Regions from separate parts of the Homo sapiens genome. Here region 2 is linked to region 1. A link is a loop called in an ENCODE intact Hi-C map of the cell type or tissue named here. Cell type or tissue: GM12878. All regions are shown on one strand. Links, peaks and the distances in the headings refer to the core of each region. The heading gives the core; the rest is flanking DNA.

Region 1 (8,335 bases), core at 324-8,323:
AGCATTTCCAGGTTGGGTATTATAATTTAAATTTATGTTTTCTTAATTGAAATATGGCTCATTTTGTAGTTTTAATTTGCACTTATTTGATCAGGAAGTTTGGCCATTTTGCCCTAATTTTTTTTTTTCTATTTTATTTTACTTGTCATCTAAACAATCTATTCATGTCCTTTGTCCATTATCTCTTGGGGCCCTCATCTGCAGCACTGGATATGCATTTAAATATTATAGATCTTAATCTTTTTACCCCATGTGGTTAAAATTCTCCTTAATCTTTTAAATGTTGTTATTACTATATGGAAGTTTTAACTGTCTCTGAGGCAAGTCTGATTTTTTTCTTTTATAATCATCTTTTCACTTCTTCAGATCTTAGGATGATGTCATTTTCCCAAAGACCCACAACTCTCTTCTACCAATTTTAGTGATTACATTTTTAAATTTATCTTTAAAATTTAAATTTAAATTTAATGGGCATTTATTTTGATGGAAATTATAAATCTAATTTTTTGTAAATTACTATCTGATTATCTAAATACCATGTAATCATTAATTTTTCTCAGTTTGTGAGGTTTGAGTTATTATTATTATTTTTTTTTTTTGAGATGGAGTCTCACTCTGTCGCAAGGCTGAAGTGCAATGGCGCGATCTTGGCTCACTGCAACCTCCGTCTCCCAGGTTCAAGTGATTTTCCTGCCTCAGCCTCCTGAGTAGCTGGGACTACAGGCGTGCACCACCACACTCAGCTAATTTTTGTATTTTTAGTAGAGACGGGGTTTCACCATGTTGGCCAGGATGGTCTCGATCTTTTGACCTCGTGATCTACCCGCCTCGGCCTCCCAAAGTGCTGGGGTTACAGGCGTGAGCCACTGTGCCCGGCCATGATTTTTTTTTATTACACTTTAAGTTCTGGGATATGGGTGCAGAATGTGTAGATTTGTTACATAGGTATACATGTGTCATTGTGGTTTGCTGCGCCCATCAAGCCGTCATCTAGGTTTTAAGCCCCACATGCATTAGCTATTTGTCCTATGCTCTCCCTCCCCTTACCCCCATCCCCCAATAGGCCCCAGTGTGTGATGTTCTCCTCCCTGTGTCCGTGTGTTCTCATTGTTCAACTCCCACTTATGAGTGAGAACATGCGGTGTTTGGTTTTCTGTTTCTGTGTTAGTTTGCTGAGAATGATGGTTTCTAGTTTCATCCATGTCCCTGCAAAGGACATGAACTCATCGTTTTTTATGGCTGCATAGTATTCCGTGGTGTATATGTGCCACATTTTCTTTATCCAGTCTATCATTGATGGGCATTTGGGCTGGTTCCAAGTCTTTGCTATTGTAAATAGTGCTGCAATAAACATATGTGTACATGTGTCTTTATAGTAGAATGAGTTATAATCCTTTGGGTATATACCCAGTAATGGGATGATTTATTATGATTTATATGTGTACATACACAAACTTTTTTTCACGCAATCTTTTTTTTTTTTTTTTTTTTTTTGAGAGAGCGTCTCACTTTGTCACCCAGGCTGGAGTGCAGTGGCATGATCTCAGCTCACTGCAACGTCTTGTGCTCAAGTGATCCTCCCACCTCAGCCCCCCAAGTAGCTAGGACTACAGGTGCACACCACCACACCTGGCTAATTTTTTTATAGTTTTTTTTTTCCCAAATCAATAGGTCTTTTATTGCATCATTTAAATATCACATATAGGTCTTAGGAAGCATCCGGCATCTTGTTTCTGTAGCTGGACAACTCTTAGATCTTATTAATCAGCCTCCTGAATGGTTCGTTTTTTCAGAGACATAGATACCATCCAAAAATTTCCTGATATCCTTGTTTTTAACCTTGTGGCTTGCTGAATCAAAGCCACTGAATTTGAAACAAGCTCAATGTCATTTCCTTCAAGGATTAATTCATCTTTCTGAGTTTGAGATACTGAACAAGGAACACCTGGCCTCATCCAAATCCTGCAGATGTATTTTTCACCCAAGAAATTTCAGATTTCAACAGAAGACCAATTCTCCTGGATAATGATGTTGATGGGGAAGTGCACATACACAGACCTCATCTTGTAACGGAAGCCCAGTGTGACACCCTTGATCATGTTCTGTGCATAACTACAAATAGTCTGAACGGTGGCCAGCTCCTTTCTGTTACCCCACCATTTGTCAACCCGGGGCCTCTTTTTTTTCTTTCCGAGAAGACTGAGTTCTACGTTGATGTGATTGAAGTCCCTCCGCAGGGTTCCTCTGGGGCCCTTCACAATAACTGTGCATCCCTTTAGAGTAATATTGACATTTTCTGGAATGTTGACAGTCTGATTGCTGAGAATGGTCTTCATTCTCGCAGTAGACGTGGCAAAAAAAAAAAAAAAAAAAAAAAAAAAAGCAAGCATCTTTTGTGGCTCACGCCTGTAATCCCAGCACTTTGGGAGGCCAAGGCAGGTAGATCACGAGGTCAGGAGATCAAGACCAGCTGGGCCAAGGCATGGTGAAACCTGTCTTTACTAAAAATAGAAAAAAATTAGCTTGGTATGGTGGCGTGCACCTGTAATCCCAACTACTTGGGAGGCTGAGGCACAAGAATCATTTGGACCCAGGAGGCGGAGGTTGCAGTGAGCCAAGATCGCGCCATTGCACTCCATCCTGGGAGACAGAGTGAGACTCTGTCTCAAAACACAAACAAGCAAAACAAACAAAGCAGAAAGTTTGGCCGGTAACAGAAGTAACACTCAGAAAAATACTCCAGCTGACCTAGAGGAAAGCAAATAACCTCCACTGTCAACTGCAGATGGAGAAGTGCAACCTCTAGGAACTGAAAGCAGTCCCTGATTGGCAACTCACAGGAAAAAGATACCTCAGGCCTACAACCACAAAGAATTGAACTCTGCCATCAAGCGGTGAGCTTGGAAGATATAGGAGCAGGAAAACCACCTCCATCCTCTTACGGTCCTGAGAATTGAGATAAGATAGATTACAGGAAAAAAGCATACACATTTCTTTACAGATGTTTTACAGGAGTCCTCCTAAAATAATGAAGACCCAAAGAAGCAGTTATTGTCAGTTTCTTCCATTCTGGATTGGACGCAATAGTAAACTGTGAACATGTGTAAGGCGAAGGGGCTTGCACTAGGATAGTAAATAGGGTAGGAAAATAGCTAGGAAGAGAAAGGCTTGTTTGTACAGAATTTCCTTGACCTCAACTTTCTCGTCCTTGATGGCAAGGATGTTGCATCTTACTAGTATAGGGAGGGCGTCTTTCACATGGGAATTTAATCTTCTGATTTTAAGAAACAGCATGAAGGTCAAAGTGATCTTTTTGCACCTGCTGTTTTTCAAGTGCCTTTAACTTAAATAATCAGTATTCCAGGATAGCATATTTTAACTCCTTCAAAAAGGTCCCTGAGCCCCAGATGAGATTGTTGGCAGCTCCAGTCAACACAAGCCCAGCCATGCCATAGCTGTATTCTTACCTACAGAACCGTGAGCTAATAAATGGGTATTGCTCCAAAGCTTCTACATTTGTGGTAATTTGTTACGTAGCAATAGAAAACAAATATAATGGCAACATGCAATTTAGTACTTGATCCCTCTCCTGTCATTTACTCATTGTTTTGCATGTATAAATCTTGCCTTCCTTAACCAGATTATAACCTCCCTGAGAACCAGACCAAATTTGATGTTTTTTCTGCATAGCCAAATTATCTACCATGCCATAGGGGCTACACTGGGAGGAAGGTGGGGTGAGTGTTTAACATCCTGGCTTTAGAATCAGCCTGCCTTGATCCTTTTGTAGTTCGTGAGTATGATGACTGGGTGTTCACGGCCGTGTGTGAGATGTGCCACCCTCAAACCTTGTTGCAATGTCAGTGCATTACCTGTCTAACCTGAAAAAAAAAAAAAAGAATCAGACTGTCTTGGCTTAAATCTTGGCTTAAACTTTCTAAGCTTTAGTTCCCTCATTTTAAAATGGGAATAAAATGCGTTAGGAAAATTATGGAAAGATACACAAACATTGTTATCAGCAGTTACTTCAGAGGGAACGATTGCAGGATCAAATATCATAGGAGGTTTTTAGGATTAAATGAAATGATGCTTAGAAAGTTCTTAGGACAGTGCATGGCACATGGTAAAGCTCTATTAATACTAGCTCCGTGTTTGTAGAAAAACAGACCCTTTGACATGCTCGCCCTTCCTGCAGTTCCATATGTGCTAAATTTGTTTAGTATCACATGACACTGGCCCTGTCTCCCTACACACGCCCACGCATCCCCACCTCCACCTCCTGGCCACCCACCAGGGATAGATAGACTAAACCCAGCCATTAGACTTGACTGACAACCAGTTTAATCTCCTGAAAATCTGGAATCAAGCCAGTGAGAGACCACGCTGCTTTGCTGTGTGGGATGAGCTGGAACACCAAACGGAACCACATCTGGATTCATGTCCAGAAAGAGTCAGAGCCACATGCCCGTACTACAGTTACAGAATGGCAGACGTCAAGAGGAAGCTGGTTTCTTTAGAGGAACACAGAGTGGACATGCAGAAAAGGACAGGGATGAAAGACAGTGTCCCCAGAAAAAGGGATGGGACAGTACCTTCCAGGGGCTGGCAGTTTCCAGCACCAGTTCCCACAGTGCCTAGCTGGACTTGTTTCCCCAAGATCTCCATGTCCTCATAAGTGTCCTTTGCAAACAAATAAGCCCTAGCCAAAGAAAGGCTGCTGTGGGTGACAAATCAGACAGTCGGTCATGTTCTAATACATCCTGGGACACCGGGCTCTGGTGCTGACTCCACATCAATGTACAAGACAATTAAATGGTATTTGTAGTCTTTTTCCAGACCTTTTTTCAACTGTCAGCACAGTTGAATTCCCAGTGGCCTCTGGAGGGCACTATTCAGTTAAGTTTATTCCACGGTAGTGAGCACTACACCAGCAGAGCATTTAAGGAAAAGGTGTTTGAAATAATAGTTACCATTTCCTGAGTACCAACAACATGCTAACCACGGTGCTGCTTGCTTTACGTATATTGTATCTTAAACAATCACAACGGCTGTTTCCATCCAGCAATTGGAGATTGTTTTCGAGCATGGTTACTTGTTTCCACAGGCATGCTATTAACAGGTGTCAAGCAAAAGGAAAGCTTTTTTTTTTTCCTCTTTTAATGAACAGGAAGACTGAGTTTACAGCTCCTGATGCGAACCAGTTCAAGTTCAGTTGCCCCTCAATGTACTCCTTTTTAATTAGAAAAACAACAAATGTAGCACCATTGCAACACAGAGGGGAAAAGATATTTGGTACGGGGGTATAAATATCTGGGTCCCTCTTCTCTCTCAAGGTGAGGCAAAATGTTTCCTGTCTCCTGCCTTTTATCCATGCCCCCAAGATAATCGTGTTGGTTTCATGCCCGGCTGTGGGCTGCTAGGGAGTGGGAGCTGCTCCACAGGGAAGAAGTTTTTGTTCTCTACCTTGCTCAATGCCACCGTGGTGGGGAGGGTAGGAGTGAGGCTCCAAACCTTTTCAGGTAACAGTTCCCTGCAAAGTCTGAAAACAACCACTGACCTGTCTCCCTTTTATTTTTTACAAGATATTTGAGGCCAGCCACGGTGGTTCATGTCTGTAATCTCAGCACTTTGGGAAGCCGAGGCGGGTGGATCATTTGAGGTCAGGAGTTCAAGACCAGCCTGACCAACATGGTGAAACCCTGTCTCTACTAAAAATACAAAAAAAATTAGCCAGCTGTGGTGGCACGCACCTGTATTCCCAGCTACTTGGGAGGCTGAGGCAGGAGAATCACTTGAACTCGGAAGGCAGAGGTTGCAGTGAGCCGAGATCACGCCACTGCACTCCAGCCCGGGTGACAGAACAAGACTCTGTCTCAAAAAAAAAAAAAAGATATATGAAACCTGTTTATTCGATATTATCAATGTAAATTAAAACATTTATCAGATATTACCCAAATGAGCCACATGCATTAGGTATATGCTTCTCATTTACTTCTTACAACATCCCTATGAGGTAAGAGGCGAGTATTATTACCTGCATTCACAGATGAGGAAATATAGGCTGAGAAAGATTGGATAAACCCATCTATTAAGAGACAGAGCCTGGAATCGAGCCGGGGTGACCTGCCTCCAAGACCTGAGTCTTTTTTTGCTGGGATGCTCTGTCAATTGCTACCCATATGCCAAATAGTGTGTCTGTCCCTATAGACAGCACGTCCATTCCCCAGAAAGGAGCGTAACCTTCCTGTAGGCAGCAACAATTCTGTAAGTGGCATCCTGGCCAGGGAACCTTGCTCTTTATTCATGAGGTCACTGTCTTGCCACTTCCCCACTATGGAGGGGTGAACCGGGAATCAGAAAATCTGGGTTCTGAACACTTTCTTAATCTATATTTATTCATTTAAGGATATTTACTGACCACCTACTGTTTCAGCTCTGGAACTGCATATTGGGGAAATACTCTTCTATAAAACATATAAAGTCCCTGGTTTTCTGGGGCCTTTATCCGTGCCTTGGAAAACTGACTTATCCTTGTAGGCGTAATTGTGATTAATAACGATATGAAGGAATTTTTAAAGTAAGCTTTCTTGTTATATAATAGCTTTCCTGAGGCTGGGTGTGGTGGCTCATGCCTGTAATCCCAACACCTTGGGAGGCTGAGGTGGGTGGATCACTTGAGATCAGGAGTTCGAGACTAGCCTGGCCAACATGGTAACACCCCGTCTCTACTAAAAATACAAAAATTAGCTGGGTATGGTGGCATGCGCCTGTAATCTCAGCTACTCAGGAGGCTGAGGCAGGAGAATTGCTTGAACTGAGAGGCAGAGGTTGCAGTGAGCTGAGATCACGCCACTGCACTCCAGCCTGGGTGATAGAGCAAGACTCTGTCTCAAAAAAAATAAATAAATAAAAAAATAAAAATAATTTTAAAATGGCTTTACTGAGATGTTCACCTACTATAAAATTTATCCTTTAAAATGTACAATTGAGTGGTTTTATAGATTCACAGCATTGAATATCACCAATATCTAATTTTAGGACGTTTTTATCCTTCCAAAAAGAAGACACATACCTATTACAGGGATTCTCCATACTCCGCTTCTCCAAGCCCCTGGAAACCTACTTTCTGTTCCTATAGATTTACCTATTCCAGATATTTCAGTACATGGTCTTCTGTACTGAAAGTGTAATGACTTCAGTGCTCATCTGTGTTTCAGTATGATTCAGAACTTTACTTTGTTATATTGCCAAATAGTATTCCATATGTTTAACCACATTTGTTTAACCATCCATCCATTTGTGGACATTTGGGTCATTTCCACTTTTTGACTATTATGAATCATGCTGTGAACATTGGTGTACAAGCTTTTGTGTGAGTATGTTTTCAGTTCTGTTGGATATATATGTAAGAATGGAATTGATGATGATATAGTAACTCTATGTGTAACTTTTTGAGAAATCTCCAAATTGTTTCTCAGGACTATTTTACATCCCCACCAGCAGTGTATAAGGGTTCTAATTTCTCCACATTCCTGCCAACACTTGTGACCTGTCTTTATGAGACCAGCCATCCTAGTGGGTGTGAAGCTGTATCTCACTGTGACTTTGATTTGTATTCTCTAATGATTAATCATGTTGAACACCTTTTCATGTGTTTTTGAACCTTTGTATATCTTTGGAGAGATGTCTATTTATTTTATTTTTTAAGACAGGGTCTTCCGCTGCCACCCAGCCTGGAGTGCAGTGGCATGAGTGCAGTGCAGAGGCTCACTGTAGCCTCAACCTCCTGGGCTCCAGCAATCCTCCCACCTTATTCTCCTGAATAGCCAGGACTACAGGCATACGCCACTACACCTGGCTAATTTTGTAAAAAATTTTTTTGTAGAGACAGGGTCTTGCTGTGTTTCCCATACTGGTCTCAAACTCCTGGCCTCAAGCCATCTTCATGCCTCAGCCTTAGAAAGCACTAGGATTATAAGCATGAGCCACCATGCCCAGCTAGAAATATCTATTTTAATTCTTTACCCACTTTTACATTGAGTTGTAAGAATTCTTTATATAGCCTAGATACAAGTTCCTTAGCAGATATATGATTTGCAGATATTTTCTCAGGCAGCTGCACATATTAAACAATTGCCATGGATTGTTTTCAACAAATAACCTAGGGACAAGGCTACTTTTGCAGCATCAGCTCTGAATCAAGTCAAGTAAGGAGAAACCTTGAAAATGGAGCCTTTCAGAGAGCTGTTGGACAGGTCAAGTAATAACAATTCTGTGAAGATAGAGTTTTTGGGGGCTTCCAAACTTGTTCTGCCTCAGTGGCTGCTAGTGATGT
Region 2 (8,335 bases), core at 105-8,104, 500 kb after region 1:
GTCTTTAGGGTGTGGGGTCAAATCTCCTTGGGAGAGTCTCCCAACTGATTGACAAATTCCTGTATGCTGAGGTCAAATAATTTTCCATCTATTCATAAACACGGATGGAAGCCCCTGGACTTTGAAATATTTTACTTTACAGAAAATACTTCATGAACATTTCTTTCTCTTAATGCTTCCCTAAGCTTTCTTGGAGAATTATAAATAGGAACAAATCTTAGCTCACGTAGAAATGTATGCCAGACCAAAGGCAGCTCCATTTCTTCCCACAGACAACTGAAACTGACAGGCAGCAGCACACTCCCAGCTGTGGCGAGGAGCATTTTACTGTGGCAGATGGTTGAAGCATAGCCAGTTGCATTTCCTCCTCTTGGGAGTCACTTGAAGCAGCCTATTTGTGTGTCTTACTCATATGTATCTAACAGGTGCTTAGCACATAGCAGGAATTTAATAAATATTTTCACCTGAGTGAGTGAAATGGCATTCATTAGATGAAACGCAGAGAGGCCAGTGACTGACTCAGCACAGAAGCAAGAATTAAAACTCTAGGTAGGTGTGATGGCTCACACCTGTAATCCCAGCACTTTGGGAGACTGAGGCGGATGGATCACCTGAGGTCAGGAGTTCAAGACCAGCCTGACCAATATGGAGAAACCCTGTCTCTACTAAAAATACAAAAATTAGCCAGGCGTGGTAGCTCATGCCTGTAATCCCAGCTAGTCGGGAGGCTGAGACAGGAGAATCACTTGAATTTGGGAGGTGGAGGTTGTGGTGAGCCGAGATTGTGCCATTGCACTCCAGCCTGGGCAACAAGAGCGAAACTCCATCTCAAAAAAAAAAAAAAAAAAAAAAAAACCAGAAACCAAAACTCTAGCACCCTGGTTAGACCTGCAGTTTTCTTTTCTTTTAATTTTTATAGAGAGAGGGTTTCAGCATGTTGGCCAGGCTAGTCTCAAACTCCTAGGCTCAAGCAATCTGTTGGCCTTGGCTTCCCAAAGTGTTGAGATCACAGGCGTGAGCCACTGCACCGGGCCTCCTGCCTGCACTTTTAAGTGGATACAAACTAGGACCTGTTTTTATGTATATATAATTTGTATATATATTCAAGGACTAAAATGCCTCTTGCCAAAATTCACCTTTAGCAAATGGTCTGGTGTCTGCAGACTTCTCTCTTCTTTCACTGGAACTAGAAAATTTCTTAGCCTCTTACTGCAACAAAGGGTCTTTCAGCCCTCCTGTGAAGATGGTGAGGAGCAGACCTGGATGAAAAAGCATTTGGATTGTTCTTAATCTTGTGGTGTCATAATATGAGGGCCTGCTGGGAAGACTTTGTGGTGATTTATTGATTTTTGTTTGTTTGCTTTCATTTTTTTGCTGTTTCAAAAAATACACAACCTAAGCTGGTCGCATGGTGGGAGACTTGAGGAGCCTACTCTTTGTGATCTGTATTCTGCCTTCTTCAAAGCACAAGTTAATGACCTGGTTGGTTTATTCATCAAGTAGGGGTTACCAGTGGTCACTGTGACTCACCTCTTAGCCTCTCCTAATAAGACTGGAAGTTCTCAAGAGCAGGGATGGTCTCCTTTATCACGAGCACCTAACCAACCACTGACACTACAATATTAAGTGAGTCCTCAGTGAGGACTGCAGAAATGAGGACTCTCATCCATTAGGGTGTGAGTGTCAACTGATGGGACAAGAGGAAAGGTAATTTTGCAATGTACATCAAAAATTGTCTCACGGCCTGGTGCAGTGGCTCATGCCTGTAATACCAGCAATTCAGGAGGCCAAGGTTGAGGGGAACACTTGAGGTCAGGAGTTTGAGACCAGCCTGGACAACATAAAAATTAGCCAGGTATGATGGTGTGTGCCTGTAATCCCAGGTACTTGGAAGGCTGAGGCAGGAGAATTGCTTGAACCCAGGAGGCTGAGGTTGTAGTGAGCTGAGATTGGGCCACTGCACTCCAGCCTGGGTGACAGAGCAAGACTCTGTCTCCAAAATAAATAAATAAATAAACCATCTCAGGGCTTTGACTTCTAAAAGTTTAGCCTACAGATATACATGTGTAAAGGTTGTAAAGTTTCATGGTTGGAGGCAGATATTCTGGACTCAGACTGCCTAGGTTCAAGTCCTGCCTCCACCAGTTACTAAATATGTGACCCTTAATGATGCATTTATCTTCTTGGACCTCAATTTTCTCACCTATAAAAGTGGTTGTGAGGATGATAATGGGAACTACCTCACAGGATTGAATGAGTTAATAAATATAACGTGTTTAGAGTGTTGACATATATTATATGAAAGCCAAGATACAGTGAGTGATTAAAGCAAGGGGCAGAGCAGTATGCATCTGTAAAAACGGGTGGATTATAGACTACATGTATCTCTTTTTTTCTTTTTCTTTTTCTTTTTTTTTTTTGAGACAGAGTCTAACTCTGTTGCCCAGGCTGGAGTGCAATGGCACGATCTTGGCTCACTGCAAACTCCACCTCCCGGGTTCAAATGATTCTCCTGTTTCAGCTTCTGAGTAGCTGGAATTACAGGCACATGCCGCCATGCCCAGCTAATTTTTGTATTTTTCAGTAGAGACAGGGTTTCACCATGTTGGCCAGGCTGGTCTTGAACTCCCAACCTCAGGTGATCCTCCCCCCTCGGCCTCCCACAGTGGTACCTATCTCTTTATATTTGCATAGAACGTCTTTGGATATATACAAAGGGAACTATAACATTCATTGCTTTTAGAAAGGGAAATTGGGGCCAGGCGTGGTGGCTTACACCTGTAATCCCAGCACTTTGGGAGACCGAGGTGGGCAGATCACGAGGTCAGGAGATTGAGACCACCCCAGCTAACACAGTGAAACCCCGTCTCACTACAAATACAAAAAATTAGCCAGGCGTGGTGGCGGGCGCCTGTAGTCCCAGCTACTCGGGAGGCTGAGGCAGGAGAATGGTATGAACCCAGGAGGCAGAGCTTGCAATGAGCCGAGATCGCGCCACTGCACTCCAGCCTGGGTGACAGAGTGAGACTCCATCTCAAAAAAAAAAAAAAAAAAGAAAAGAAAGGGAAACTGGGCCAGCCACGGCGGCTCATGCCTGTAGTCCCAACACTTTGGGAGGCTGAGGTGGGTGGATCGCTTGAGCTCAGAAGTTCAAGACTAGTCTGGGCAACATTGTGAAACCCTATCTCTACAAAAAATACAAAAATTAGCCTGGCGTGGTGGCACATGCCTGTAGTCCTAGCTACTTGGGAGGCTGGGGCAGGAGGATTGCTTGAGCCCAGGAGGTGGAGGTTGCAATGAACTTAGATCACACTACTGCACTCCAGCCTGGGTGACGGAGTAGGCCTCTCTCTCAAAACAAACAAACAAACAAACAAACAAACAAACAAACAAACAAAAGGAAACTGGGTGTTTGGAGAAATTATTGGAAAAAAAATGCCCTTTTTAAACTTTTGGATTTTGAGCCATGAGAATTATTTCCTAGCCCCAACAGTAAATAAATTAATTTTTTTTGCTGTCTCAGTGTAGCTTTTTTTAACTGAGGTGAAAGTTGTATAAGATAATATTAGCCATTTTATAGTAGGAATTAAAATAATCTAAATTTTAACATTAAAACATGAGCCTTTACCAAGAACTTTACCATTTTCTGTTTCTGCCTGTCTTGGCGTGGGTCGCCAAGTCATCCCATCCAAATGTCTACTCTCAGTGCTACCAGCTCTTTTAATATCTTCCTTAGAGACTGTTGGAAGTGGTCTAGAGTTAGACTCTTTCTGAATTCTTTTTTTTTTTTGGAGACAGAGCCTTGCTCTGTTGCCCAGGTTAGAGTGCAGTGGCGTGTTCTCGGCTCACTGCAACCTCCGCCTCCCAGGTTTAAGCGATCCTCCCACCTCAGCCTCCCAGGTAGCTGGGATTACAGATGTGTACCACCATACCTGGCTAATTTTTGTATTTTTAGTAGACACAGGGTTTCGCCATGTTGGCCAGGCTGGTCTCGAACTCCTGGCCTCAAGCTATCCACCCGCCACAGCCTCCCAAAGTGCTGGGATTACAGGCATGAGCCACCACGCCCTGCCCTCTTTCTGAATTCTTTTTTTTTTTTTTTTTTTTTTTTTTGAGATGGAGTCTTGTTCTGTCACCCAGGCTGGAGTGCAGTGGCGTGATCTCGGCTCACTGCAACCTCTGCCTCCCTGGTTCAAGCGATTCTCCTGCCTCAGCCTCCCGAGTAGCTGGGATTACAGGCACTCGCCATCATGCCTGACTAATTTTTGTATTTTTGTAGAGATGGGGTTTTACCATTTTGGCTAGGCTGATCTTGAACTCCTGACCTCAGGTGATCCGCCTGGCTCGGCCTCCCAAAGTGCTGGGATTACAGGCCTGAGCCACCATGCCCGGCCTCTTTCTGAATTCTTAAGCATCTAGAATCTGTTTGCTATCTTAGTCTGTCCACGTGAATATGTCTCGGATTGACTGGTATAGGTCCGTGTCTTTTCTTCTTGAGAGCTACTGCGAGCTCCTCACGGTCAAAGTCCCCTCCTGCGCTCCCCAATATGCCCTGTTCCCAAAGTGCCGTCCTCAGTGCTTTGAGTAGATCAGCAGATGGACAGAAAAGCCTTCAGGACTTGACTGAACCATGGGAGCCGCGGGGACGAGGACACTGTGCCCTCTACAGGACGATTTCAAAAGTGGTGGCAAGAAAGGTATTCTCAGCACAGACTGGGAAATTCTCCCACGTAGCTGCACAGCATAAAGGAAAATGACAAAGGAGGCTGGGCCTGGTCCTTCCCTGCCCTCTGTCACCAGGCCTCCTCTGGGCACACTTACTGGGCCCACAACCACATCAGGCATGGAGTGGAAACTCGGCTTGAGCTGCAGGCCACCTGGGCGCTATAGAACTGTAACTCCCAGGGCTGGGAGAAAACTCATTTTGAAGGTGGGGTCACAGGGCCCAGAGAAGTAAAACAACTCGCCCAGGATCACAGTGCTGGTCAGTGCCACCCTGACACTTACTCCGACCATGTAACTTCTGAACCTTGATTCTAAGCCAAGTGGTCTGATGTAGGCAACTGAATGTGGTTATTTCTGAGCTTTTTCTTTGTCAATCCAGGCCTTATGAGCCAGTCACAGTTCATTTCCAGCTCCTCTCTCTGTTTTCCTCCCTCTCCCCTTTGGGCTGAATTGAAGGCTCTAGGAGTGCGCAGAGCCTCTATTTGGGATGGGATGGGTGGGGTTGCCCATCTCCCTGACTTGGGTCCCAGGGCTGGGCTTGTCCATTCCTTGGCAGGGAAGGTGCTTGGCTTGGAGGGTGCTAACTCAGGCCTGCCATCACTCCTTCCTGCTCCCGTGCAGCTCGCTGCTTCCTCAGAGATGCAGCTAAGTCCTTTCTCACCCTTTGGCTGGCTTATGCCATGTCCTTGAACCGGTGTGCTCATTTCCTCTGCTGGGCGGCCTCCCAGTTGCACCTTGGCTCTCTCTCCTAATTACTTGCTGTGTCTCACTTGAGGGCCGTGGAAAACTTGGGAGACATAGAGACAAGCTCTGCAGCACCTGGAAAGACCATGGCTCCATTTCAACCACTCCATACCATGCGTATGCATGTGTGTGTGTGTGTGCATGCAAGTATGTGTGTGCGTGCGTGTGTGGCAGGGTCGAGGGAGTTGGTCAGGAGGTCCATCAGCTACAAAACTCTCAGACAGAGGTGCAGGACTCAGGCCCCTTCTTCTCTCATATCCCCCAAATGACAGGCAAACTGTGGGGAGGTGATAAGTGGAATGACACTACCTCCTTCTCCCTGCGCTCTTTCCAGACCTGTCTCTCTCCTGGCTCAGAGCCCTCATGGTGCGTGTATGTGTATGTGTGCCTGGTCATGTTGGGAGGGAAGAGAGTTGGGATGTAGGAGAGGGAAGTAGCAGCTAGAAAAACCTGTTGTGCTCCCCATTTAAATTTCTCTTGACTCATTCCAGGATAATAGAGGTCAAGTTCAGGCATCTGACTTAGGGATGATCTCCATCCAGGAGGGAGGAATGAAGAAGCTTGTTGATGTCTCAAATTATTAAGATTGACACAATTAAATGCTTTACATGTCATTCAATCAAACAAAGGCTGCGCATCACAAATAAAAATAATGTGTTCTTCTGGATTTTATCTGAGATCAAAGCATGAAGTTTAGATCTGAGAATTTCTGGCTGGGCTGAGCTGATCAGGGAAGGGTGAGAACAACCAGGCTGTCTGTTCTTCAAGTTGAAGGAAGATGACACTGAGACAATCTTCTCTTCCTTCCAAATTTTGTTCAGGGCTGAATAGGGTTTGAAAACCTGGAAGAAGAATGAGAAGACGCCTCTTTTCCGCAGAGGAGGGCTGCTGGTGTTTGGAGCCTAATGATCTTAGAAAGAAGGAAGCTGTTGCTGACTTAGGGGTTGGGAGAACCTTCTCAAATAAAAACAGGCCAGGCGTGCCTCCCTGCTGGGATACTGGATCTTTGCTTAAAGTGCAGTTAGACCTGTTTTGGGCTTGGCTAACCGTTCCTACTCACTGAAGAGCTGAAGGGCTTATTGTTCAGGTGGCTGTAAAAGAACCCGGAGGTTGTGAAAGGCCCACTGTTTAATATTTGTAAAGGTCATCTGCCTCAAGGTTAAAATGTAATCAAACAATTTTTTTAAAAATCCTTTTTGTCCAAAGGTAAAAAAGAGAACATAAGGAATAGAAATTGTTAAGCTGCAAAGAAACATCTCTGTATTTTATAGACTAACTTTTCTGCTTGGGCGTTGTTCATGATCAGCCATTTCCCTGTCCCCCTACCTCCCTCCAGAACACTGGAGTCTATTCACCATTCATTCACCTGGCCTCTGGAACGGGTTCTGAGAGCAGCCAAGTACAGCACCAAACAAGGCAACCTCAGACACTGCAAATATCTTACACACGTTTAAGTTGTCTGAAAAGAAGTTTTATGGCTTAGCTGAACTGGGAGCCAGAAAGGGGGCGGGGAGCGGGAGGAGTCCATTTATTTTCTCACCTCATGTGAGACGACATCAACTGAAAAGAAAATGACAAGAGAAACTCAGTTTGGAACAACGTAGGGGCAGAGAAGTAATCCATTCATTTTTAGAAAGCTCTGTTCTCCTTTTTTACTGGTCTCTTCATGTCACCAAGACAACACCTTTCCCCATCCCAGAGGAAAGACTCTGTCACACTCGGTCAGAGAAGAAGCATCTCACAAAGGTCTGTGAGGCTGAACTCAGAAAAAAAGCAGGACATGCATATATGTGGGGAGGTGAGAGCAAGGACTTTGCTCTGGAGGTTACTGTTGGTTATAACACAGGGAGAAGTCAAAGACAAGACAAGAAGGACGGGTTGGAGCCACAGTTGATGGGGCTTTGAATACCATGCTAAAAAGTTTGCAATTTATCCTTAAGCATGTTGCAATTTATCCTTAGGATAAGTTTTACGCCTTTTAAATTTAAAGTTTATGTTATATTTTATTTTGAGACAATGTCTCACTATGTTGCCCAGGCTGGTCTTGAACTCCTGGCCTCAAGCCATCCTTCTGCCTCAACCTTCCGAATGGCTGGGACTTACAGGCATGCACTACTGTGCCCAGCTTACAGCTTTAAAAAAAAGAGAATTATTAAGTCATCATTATTTAAGAATTATTAATTAATTCACTATTAAGTAGGAAAAATAATTACAGAAATCCTAGAAACTAGATATTAGCAATTTTAATCAAATAGAAATCAAAATCCCAAAGAAAACAAGCCATAATCATACTACACAGGGTAAACACAAGAACATTTTGGGGAAGAGTGGTCTATATGTATATTCATGTCTATTCAAACAAAAAAGAATAATGATTTACACCTGTTTTTTTGTTTGGTTGTTTGTTTGTTTGTTTTGAGATGGAGTCTGGCTCTGTCATCCAGGCTGGAGTGCAGTGGTGCGAGCTTGGCTCACTGCAACCTCTGCCTCCCAGGTTCAAGCAATTCTCCTGCCTCAGCCTCCCGAGTAGCTGGGATTACAAGTGTGTGCCACCACGCCCGGCTAATTTTTTTATTTTTAATAGAGACGGGGTTTCGCCATGTTGGCCAGTCTGATCTTAAACTCCTGACCTCAAGCGATCCACCCACCTCGGCCTCCCAAAGTGTTGGGATTACAGGCGCGAGCCACCGCGCCCAGCCTACACCTGGTTTTATGACCTGATTTTTTTTCATCAAACATTATAAAGTAGATTTCTTCATGTGTTATTCGCCTACATAGTTATTTCGTCTTTTCCTGACCTAACATTCCTGAGGAGTTGACACATCTCATGAGTAACAGGGATTGAAAAAGGAATGATATTTAAAAA

The links. Peaks named below come from ENCODE experiments on the same cell type or tissue, not always from the same donor. Only the 100,000 strongest peaks of a DNase experiment are listed, where the experiment ranks them.
Region 2: a loop joins it to region 1, with 7 times the contacts of the local background. A loop is called at or near these places in 11 of 110 quality-filtered maps.

Annotation. Positions count from the first base shown.
Region 1 is chr5:31,820,801-31,829,135 of GRCh38, forward strand. The region is part of intron 2 of PDZD2 (PDZ domain containing 2); the gene reads left to right. It overlaps LOC124901200 (small nucleolar RNA U13), which reads left to right and starts at 3,779; the gene lies at 3,779-3,882. It also overlaps the pseudogene RPL9P17. In GM12878, for the core only: a CTCF peak has its summit at 4,892 (motif pointing right); a DNase peak (open chromatin) is centred at 4,981.
Region 2 is chr5:32,324,886-32,333,220 of GRCh38, forward strand. No RefSeq gene overlaps it. Among named protein-coding and RNA genes, the nearest start is that of MTMR12, 16 kb to the left of the region's middle. In GM12878, for the core only: a CTCF peak has its summit at 4,665 (motif pointing left); DNase peaks (open chromatin) are centred at 374 and 4,649; H3K27ac peaks cover 233 bases.